2 separate regions of the Homo sapiens genome follow, and region 1 is linked to region 2. A link is a contact called in ENCODE Hi-C or POLR2A ChIA-PET data. All regions are on one chromosome and are shown on one strand. Each heading gives the region's core, a stretch centred on a gene start or an enhancer-like site at or near the end of the contact. The rest is flanking DNA. Distances are from core to core; before and after follow the strand shown. Region 1 holds the start of OSBPL9 (oxysterol binding protein like 9). Region 2 holds the start of FAF1 (Fas associated factor 1).

Region 1 (3,653 bases), core at 266-2,765, 660 kb before region 2:
CTCAATAATATTTTTTAAATGAACAAATAAATTCAGTGTCCCCTTTCTCTCATCAACCTTAATCCTTCTTCCATAATCATGTTTTTCTTTCTGTCTTCTATTATTTTCTAAAGCTTTCTGGGCATTCTATTTTGTCCTCTTATGTATTTTCTTCCCTCATATCGGCTATCGTCAACTATACACCATTCAGAGAAAGTACCTTTCTAAGTAAGTTATCTCCCTAATACCACCTACTCTCCATATCGAATGCGATGAGGGTGGAGGGGATAGTCAAAACATAAGATTCAAGGCCGGACGCGGTGGCTCACGTCTGTAATCCCAGTACTTTGGGAGGCCGAGGCGGGTGGATCACCTGAGGTCAGGAGTTCAAGACCAGCCTGGCCAACATGGTGAAACCCCGTCTCTACTAAAAATACAAGAATTAGCAGGGTGTGGTGGCGCATGCCTGTGATCCCAGCTACTAGGGAGGCCAGAGGCAGGAGAATCGCTTGAACCCGAGAGGCAGAAGTTGCAGTGAGCCGAGATGATGCCATTGCACGCCAGCCTGGGCAACAGGGCGAGACTCCGTCTCAAAAAAAAAACCACACACACACACACACACACACACACAACCACGTAAGATTCACAGCAATTCATCTACTTTTCCACGGCCACCAACTCATGTTAACAACAGTGAAGCCCTGAACCCAGAATGTAACTGTAAGGGGACACTGCACTATCACTTGTCTCTCTTCGCTGACAAGAGTCTCGCGTGTAGGAAATCCTTGGCTCTCAAAAGTTAAGGCGTCGTTTGAGCTCGCCTCCCGCTAAATAGAGGGGTGCGTCCCTTGAATGAGACACACAACCTGAACCGACTGGAGGGATTTCGGACCCCCTGGTGTTGCCCGAGGGCTGGTCACTTTTGGACCTGTCCCGGCTCCTCTGGCCACTCCTCCGAGGAAGCAGAGCTCTTCAATCCCTGGAGGGAAGCTAAGGGGTGCGGCCGGCTACAGGGCCTTGGTGGGACAGTGTAAAGTCCATGACAACATATGAAGACAGCATGAACCGCAAGACTGGACCTTTTAAGCCATGACTACGATCACCCTTACCCGCTCACAACCATGCTGGACCCCACTACCGCTTAATAGCGGACCCTAAGAAAGAAACTTGGCTCACCCCCAACCCATAAATCAGACAGCTAGTTTCTATTTATTGGCTGCGCCCCTCTCTCCCTCACCCTCATTGGCTATCCGAGACGTAAAACCCTCCCCAACAAGGGAACCCTCGCGTACGGCGGCACCCCCAGACTAGCAACCTCAACTCAGCCACCTAAAACCCCGGTCCCCCACCTCCACCCAGGAAACGCGGCCCCGAGGCGCCTGGAGCTGTGCCCTCCAAGGACTCACCGTGTAGTAGGAGAGCAGTCCTGCATTGTAGTCCAGCACGAACCAACGGTACTGCCAGCCCTTCATCACGTTAGTCCATTTGCTCAGCGGCCCTTCCATGATGGACGCCATCTTGGGAGCCGCCAATGACAACAAACGGCCTGACGTCACTCGCCTATATGGCATTCAGCATGCGGGGGGCGGGGCCGCAGGGGGCGGGGCGGGTCCTGGGCGGGTCCTGGGCGGTGCCGGCAGATGCTCCAGCGATCAAGTCAAACACGCTTTCTTAGGGCGCCTATTGTGTGTAGGACTCCATGCCACGGATGCGAGAATGCAAACGTGAATACTGCTATTAAGATTATTTATAATCTGTCATGGGATTAGAGTAAAGAAAAAAGATTATGAACATATTAATAAATAATTTTACTGGCCATGATACCTTCCACTTCCAAAAGATTTCATATCTGATATTCATTTATGCATTCATTCCACAAATCCATTCATTTAATAAATATTCGCTGTTTTGTGCTAGGCATTCTTCTAGACATTGGGGATACAACAGAGCCTTCATGACAGGTGAGGGGAATGGTAAAATAAATAGTAAATTATATCGTACATTAAAAAATCATAAATGCTATGGAGAAAAACATAAGCAAGGAAGGAGAGAGCGCTGGGACTGCTATTTTAAATTCCCAAACAGGGAAGGCCTGAGTGAAAAGGTAACTTTTAAGCAAAGACCTGAAGAAAGCGAAGGAGGGAGCCTGGTGGAAGAGCCTTCCAAGACGAAGGAATAGCAAATGCAAAGACCAAATGTTAGGAGTGAGCGTGGCATCTTGAGGGATCAACAAGGAGGTCAGTGTGCGTGGAGCAGTGAGCCAGGGAGAAAGTGGTGGGAGATAAGGTCAAAGAAGTAGGGATAGATCACTAACAGCCTACAGGGGCAATTTAAGCATTTATTGGCTGGGCGCGGTGGCTCGCACCTGTTATCCCAGCACTTTGGGTGGCCGAGGCAGGCAGATCACTTGAGATCAGGCGTTCGAGACCAGCCTGGCCAACATGGTAAAAGCCCATCTCTACTAAACATACAAAAATTATCTGGGCGTGGTGGCGCACCCTGTAGTCCTAGCTGAGGCACAAGAATCACTTGAACCTCGGAGCCGAGATTGCATCACTGCACTCCAGCCTGGGTGACAGAGCCAAATTCTCTCTCACACAAAAAAAAAAAAAAAAAAAAAAAAACCAAAGGATTTATTGACCACCTACTATATCTAGGCACTGTTGGAGGTCCTGGGAATACAGCAGTGAATAAGCTCTCTCAGAGCTTAAATTCTGTGGTGAAAGCAAACACTAAACAAGTAAACAAGAAAAATATCCAATACTGATTAACACTGCAAATAATTTAATAAATTATTTTAATAGGAAGTCAGTGGGTAGCTAATTTATAGGGGGTGGTTATAGGGCAGGCCTCTTAGGAAGTGGCTTTAAACTTAGATATGGAGGATAAGAAAAGGCCAGCCGTGCAAATATCAAGAGAAAGAGCTAAAAAGGAAACTAAAAGATGAGGCACTAGCTGGAAACGGAGGTGTGGTCAAGGGAAGGGCTTTCTTTGTCCTTTTTTAAAATTATTATTTAGATCGAAGACACTAGAGAATATTACTTTGCTGATTTTCAAGAGAGGGAAAAACTGGGGACATCCTAGAGAAAAGAGAGAATAGCAGCAGTGAAGCCCTTCATAAGATTGAGACCTCTTTTTGTGTTGGCAAAACACTGGAATAAAATACAAAAAAAGAAAGAAAGGAAAAGACTGAGACCCCAAGCCCAAGTGCAAAGGTTGACTTTTGATACTAGCAGAGATACTTTATCCAAAGTAACAAGAAAGAAGAGCAGAGAGTATGGGTTCAGATGCCAGTGGATCAGTAGTTAGATGGTATAGAAATGAATGAGTTTCTGTTTTTTTTGTTTGTTTTGTTTTGTTTTGTTTTGTTTTTTTGAGATGGAGTTTCACTCTTATCGCCCAGGCTGGAGAGCAGTGGCACGATCTCGGCTCACTGCAACCTCCACCTCCCAAGTTCAAGAGATTCTCTTGCCGCAGCCTCCCAAGTAGCTGGGATTACAGGCGCTCGCCTGGCTAACTTTTGTATTTTTAGTAGAGACGAGGTTTCACCATGTTGGCCAGGCTGGTCTCAAACTCCTGACCTCAGGTGATCCACCCACTTCGGCCTCCCAAAGTGTTGGGATTACAGGTGTGAGCCATTGCGCTGGGCGGAGTTTCTACTTCTAGTTGAGGAG
Region 2 (3,879 bases), core at 755-3,254:
CTGGGACTACAGGCATATGCCACCATGCCCAGCTAATTTTTGTATTATTTTTAGCAGAGATGGGATTTCACTATGTTGGCCAGGCTGGTCTTGAACTCCTGACCTCAAGTGATCTGCCTGCCTCGGCCTCCCAAAGTGTTGGGATTATAGGCATAAGCCACTGCCCTGGCCATGGAATTATTTTCTTACGGCTGAAAATTAAGCAAGACATTTTGATTCATGTGACTGTGGAGGGTTCTATTATCTAGCTAATTCTGGTCTAAACACAGATTAGTACTTAAGAACTGTAGGCCAGCCTATTTTCATTTAAGGAAACACACAGAATAAACTCAGATCATAATACAGTGCACTTCTTTATATTCAGTGAAACTGAACAATTAGGTCATATTTCTGATTTCTCATGAATATATTCCCAGTTTATGGAGCCTAGGCCTTGCTGGGTGTGGTGGTATGGCTCACACCTGTAATCCCCACTCTCAGGAGGCTGAGGTGGGAGGATGGCTTGAGCACAGGAGTTGGAAGCCAGCCTGGGCAACATAGTGAGGCCCTGTCTCTAAAAAAGTAAATAAATGATACAAGTTTAAAAAGTTCTTAAGGGAAGCCTAGGCCTTCATGCTACATGATGATTTCACTAGTTATTTTAGCTCTACAGGATAAAATCAGCAATCTTACTTCACATTTTCAAGCTTTTACATACTTTCCAAAGCAAGTAAATGCCCCATGACAATCCAGAAGCTGATATTTTCCCAAGTCAAGGATGAACAACTTCCACTGTCACACTTTCTCTAACCTGGACGACAATTACAAACTGTCACACTTCATTGTACATAGTCTTTGGCTGTTTTAGTTACAGAGGTTGTCAATTTCTGACCATGGGTTGAAACTTTCAATATTTGGTGAATATTCCAAAATAATTTCTTATGAAAATGAATAGGCCGGGTGCAGTGGCTCACGCCTGTAATCCCAACACTTTGGGAGGCCGAGGAGGGCGGATCACGAGGACAGGAGTTCGAGATCAGCTTGCCCAACATAGTGAAACCCCGTCTCTACTAAAAATACAAAAAAAACTTAGCCGGGCTTGGTGGCGGGAGCCTGTAATCCCAGCTACTATGGAGGCTGAGGCAGGAGAATCGCTTGAACCCAGAAAGCGGAGGTCGCAGCGAGCCGAGATCGCGCCACTGCACTCCAGCCCGGGCCACAGTGCGAGACTCCGTCTCAAAATAATAAATAAATAAATAAATAAATAAATAAATAAAAATAGACTGACTATATTCAAAGCTGGATTCAAGTTTTATCCCATTTGTAAGATGTCTCAGCTTAAAAAAACAAATATAACTGCAGCAGTAGAAAGGTTTTCCCTTTTTTCCCCCTTTGGAGCAACCCTATTAACTCGAGGTTGTTATTTCTCATAACTACCTTATCAATTAAAAAAAATGCTCCTCCTCTTCTCTGGAACGAGATTTTTACCTTTCTCAGCTTCCTCGTCTCTCCCATGTCTACCATGGCAGTCTGGTTACTTCTGTGTTACGGAGTCTGAGGATGCAGACGTCAGGGAGCTTGGGACTGGGTGTGACAGTGTGGATTCGGTTTTGACAGGTTGAGCGTGAGAGACTATATGAAGCTGTATTTTGCTGAAACATTGTAGAGAAAAACATATATTTCTGAAATGCTGTTTGTTAGACGAGTTGTAACAGTGTGTTTAGTTGGTTTGTGAGGGTGGTGTGTATTTGTGTGACTAACCACGTGAGGTGCACAATCTGGTCCCCGCCTCAGCTAGGGGGAGGCGCTATCCTGAGGCCTTTGCTTAAATCCAAACTGGAATAACCTGTTGCGAGACTTGAAGCTTCCGCAGCTGCAGGTTGCAGTCTCTGCCGCCAGCGCAGAGATCCTGGCCGGGTAGTCGCGCGCTCAGCGCTTGACAGGAGGGTGGTCACGTGGAGCCGCAAAGCGGCGCTTTGCGACCTCGATGACAGGCAAAATGTGCGACAGCCGTGGCGCTGGCCAACCAGGGGCGGAGGCGGCGGCCAGGGAGGAAGCGGAGGAGGCGGAGGCGGCCGCGGCGTTCGCCCGCCCGCTCGCTCGCTCGGTTTCCCCGCCCCCGCCGGGCTTAACGCCGCTGAAGGTATCCGGGTGCGCGCTGTCGCAACCTGCCCTCATCCTGGCCCGCGACTGTAAGACCGGACCCACATCCAGACCAATCTTCCTGTCCGGGCTGCTGCGACGCGGGCTCCGCAGGTTGCAGGCGGGCGGCCGGGGCGCCTGAAGGTTACCGAGTGCATGAGCGCCTAGCGCTTCCCGCGCTGCCCCGCCCGCTGGCCCGCCGACCCGCCCGCCGGCTCGCCCGCCAGCCCCTCGGCGCCCGGCGGCGGCGGCGGCGGTGGCGGCGACGGTCGCAGGAGGTGCCGTCTGCCTCCCAGGTGCGCGCTTCGCTCCCGGAGCCGCGGAACTCGGCGGCCGCCATGGCGTCCAACATGGACCGGGAGATGATCCTGGCGGATTTTCAGGTGAAGTATCTGGCCCTCTTCCCCTCCCACTTCCAACCTCGTGGGTTTCCGGTGCCACAAGGGAGTCTTCTTCCCAGCGTTTGAACGCTGCAGTGGTGTGTCATTTAGGCTTTTATACGGTGCGTGGCGTGTGTGTGTGTGTGTGGCGAGCTATGGAGAAGCGTATAATTTATATGCTATCATGAGTGTGTAGAATGTGTTAAGTACGGGTTGAATGGGATTGGAGGTATTAATGACTTGGGTTACAATGTGTGTGGAATGTGTAGTGTTTCCTGTATTATATGGGGGGACGTGTAGAGTTTTTGTTTTAATTGGTGTTGGACCATTAAGTATGGGATGTTTTGGGTGGTTCTGTGGGGAGAGATGTATGGAGTGTGAGCGTGGAGCGTGTGGTGTTATGGGCGTGGTGTATTTATATTGTATTAAGGGAAGAGTAAAAAAGCAGAATGATGAGATGGCGAGGGCAATGACAATGGGGTACTGAGGTCCTTTTCAAAGAGGAGTAAACATTTGAGACTTTGCCTAATTGGAATCTTTGGAGGGTAAGAAGATAACAAGGAGACAGATAAGACTATATATTCCAGAGTATCTCTGCAATGAATTCACAAGCTTAATAAATTACCTATTCATATTTGCGGATTCCCCTCCCCTACAGACTTGAATTGCTTGGTTGGTGTCCTTTCTCCAGGAATACTTTAAAGGATAAGTAAAGGCTGTTCTCTTAATAAACCCAGTCGTAGTGCCACTGACATGTAAGTATCTTAGGAAGGCCCTTTGAAAGTAGAACTGTATGCATTGTGAAAGACTTGGAGCTAGAACTAATATCCTGTGAGTGCTACCTTTGCCTTTTGATGTTTGGTGAAGGAATTATTTTAGTGAGATATTTTTGGCCATTTTGGCATCAACTTAGAAGCTACTGTCAAGTATAGGCAGACTTTTCCCTCTTTTTTAATACTCACATTGCACAGGTTCTAACACTAGCTTAGTAGGCAGTATTTTTCCTTGCTGAAATTTTGTTGGGCTTTTCTCTCTCTCTGTTCTATTAAGTTCCTTATTTTTTTTAAAATTAATTAATTTTTTTTTTTTTTTGAGACGGAGTCTCGCTCTGTCGCCCAGGCTGGAGTGCAGTGGCGCGATCTCGGCTCATTGCAAGCTCCGCCTCCCAGGTTCACGCCATTCTCCTGCCTCAGCCTCCCGAGTAGCTGGGACTACAGGCGCCGGCCACCACGCCTGGCTAATATTTTTGTATTTTTAGTAGAGACAGGGTTTCGCCGTGTTAGTCAGGATGGTCTTGATCTCCTGACCTCGTGATCCACCCTCCTCGGCCTCCCAAAGTGCTGGGATTACAGGCGTGAGCCACACTGCTCCCGGCCCT

What was found. Hi-C counts contacts between places; a loop is a spot of excess contacts on that map. ChIA-PET counts read pairs that join two places held with the same protein, here RNA polymerase II (POLR2A). Pooled maps may share reads with other maps.
Region 1: a pooled map shows a loop between it and region 2 (5-fold over the local background). The contact joins the promoter of OSBPL9 here to the promoter of FAF1 in region 2. A Hi-C loop is called at or near these places in 3 of 168 maps with a recorded cell type or tissue (CD4-positive, alpha-beta T cell, CD8-positive, alpha-beta T cell and ascending aorta) and 12 of 50 pooled maps. POLR2A ChIA-PET finds 5 or more read pairs at or near these places in 1 of 52 experiments (PC-3).

The regions. Positions count from the first base shown.
Region 1 is chr1:51,614,954-51,618,606 of GRCh38, reverse strand. It overlaps OSBPL9 (oxysterol binding protein like 9), which reads right to left and starts at 1,515. Exons shown (of 24, transcript NM_024586.6): 1 at 1,386-1,515. The coding sequence starts at 1,496. LOC105378719 (a long non-coding RNA gene) reads left to right here. Exons shown (of 3, transcript XR_947339.4): 2 at 1,897-1,940. RefSeq lists enhancers at 2-909, 910-1,818.
Region 2 is chr1:50,958,392-50,962,270 of GRCh38, reverse strand. FAF1 (Fas associated factor 1) reads left to right here and starts at 2,004. Exons shown (of 19, transcript NM_007051.3): 1 at 2,004-2,504. The coding sequence starts at 2,460. It also overlaps a transcript of CDKN2C not described here. RefSeq lists silencers at 2,038-2,197, 2,308-2,357 and an enhancer at 2,668-2,717.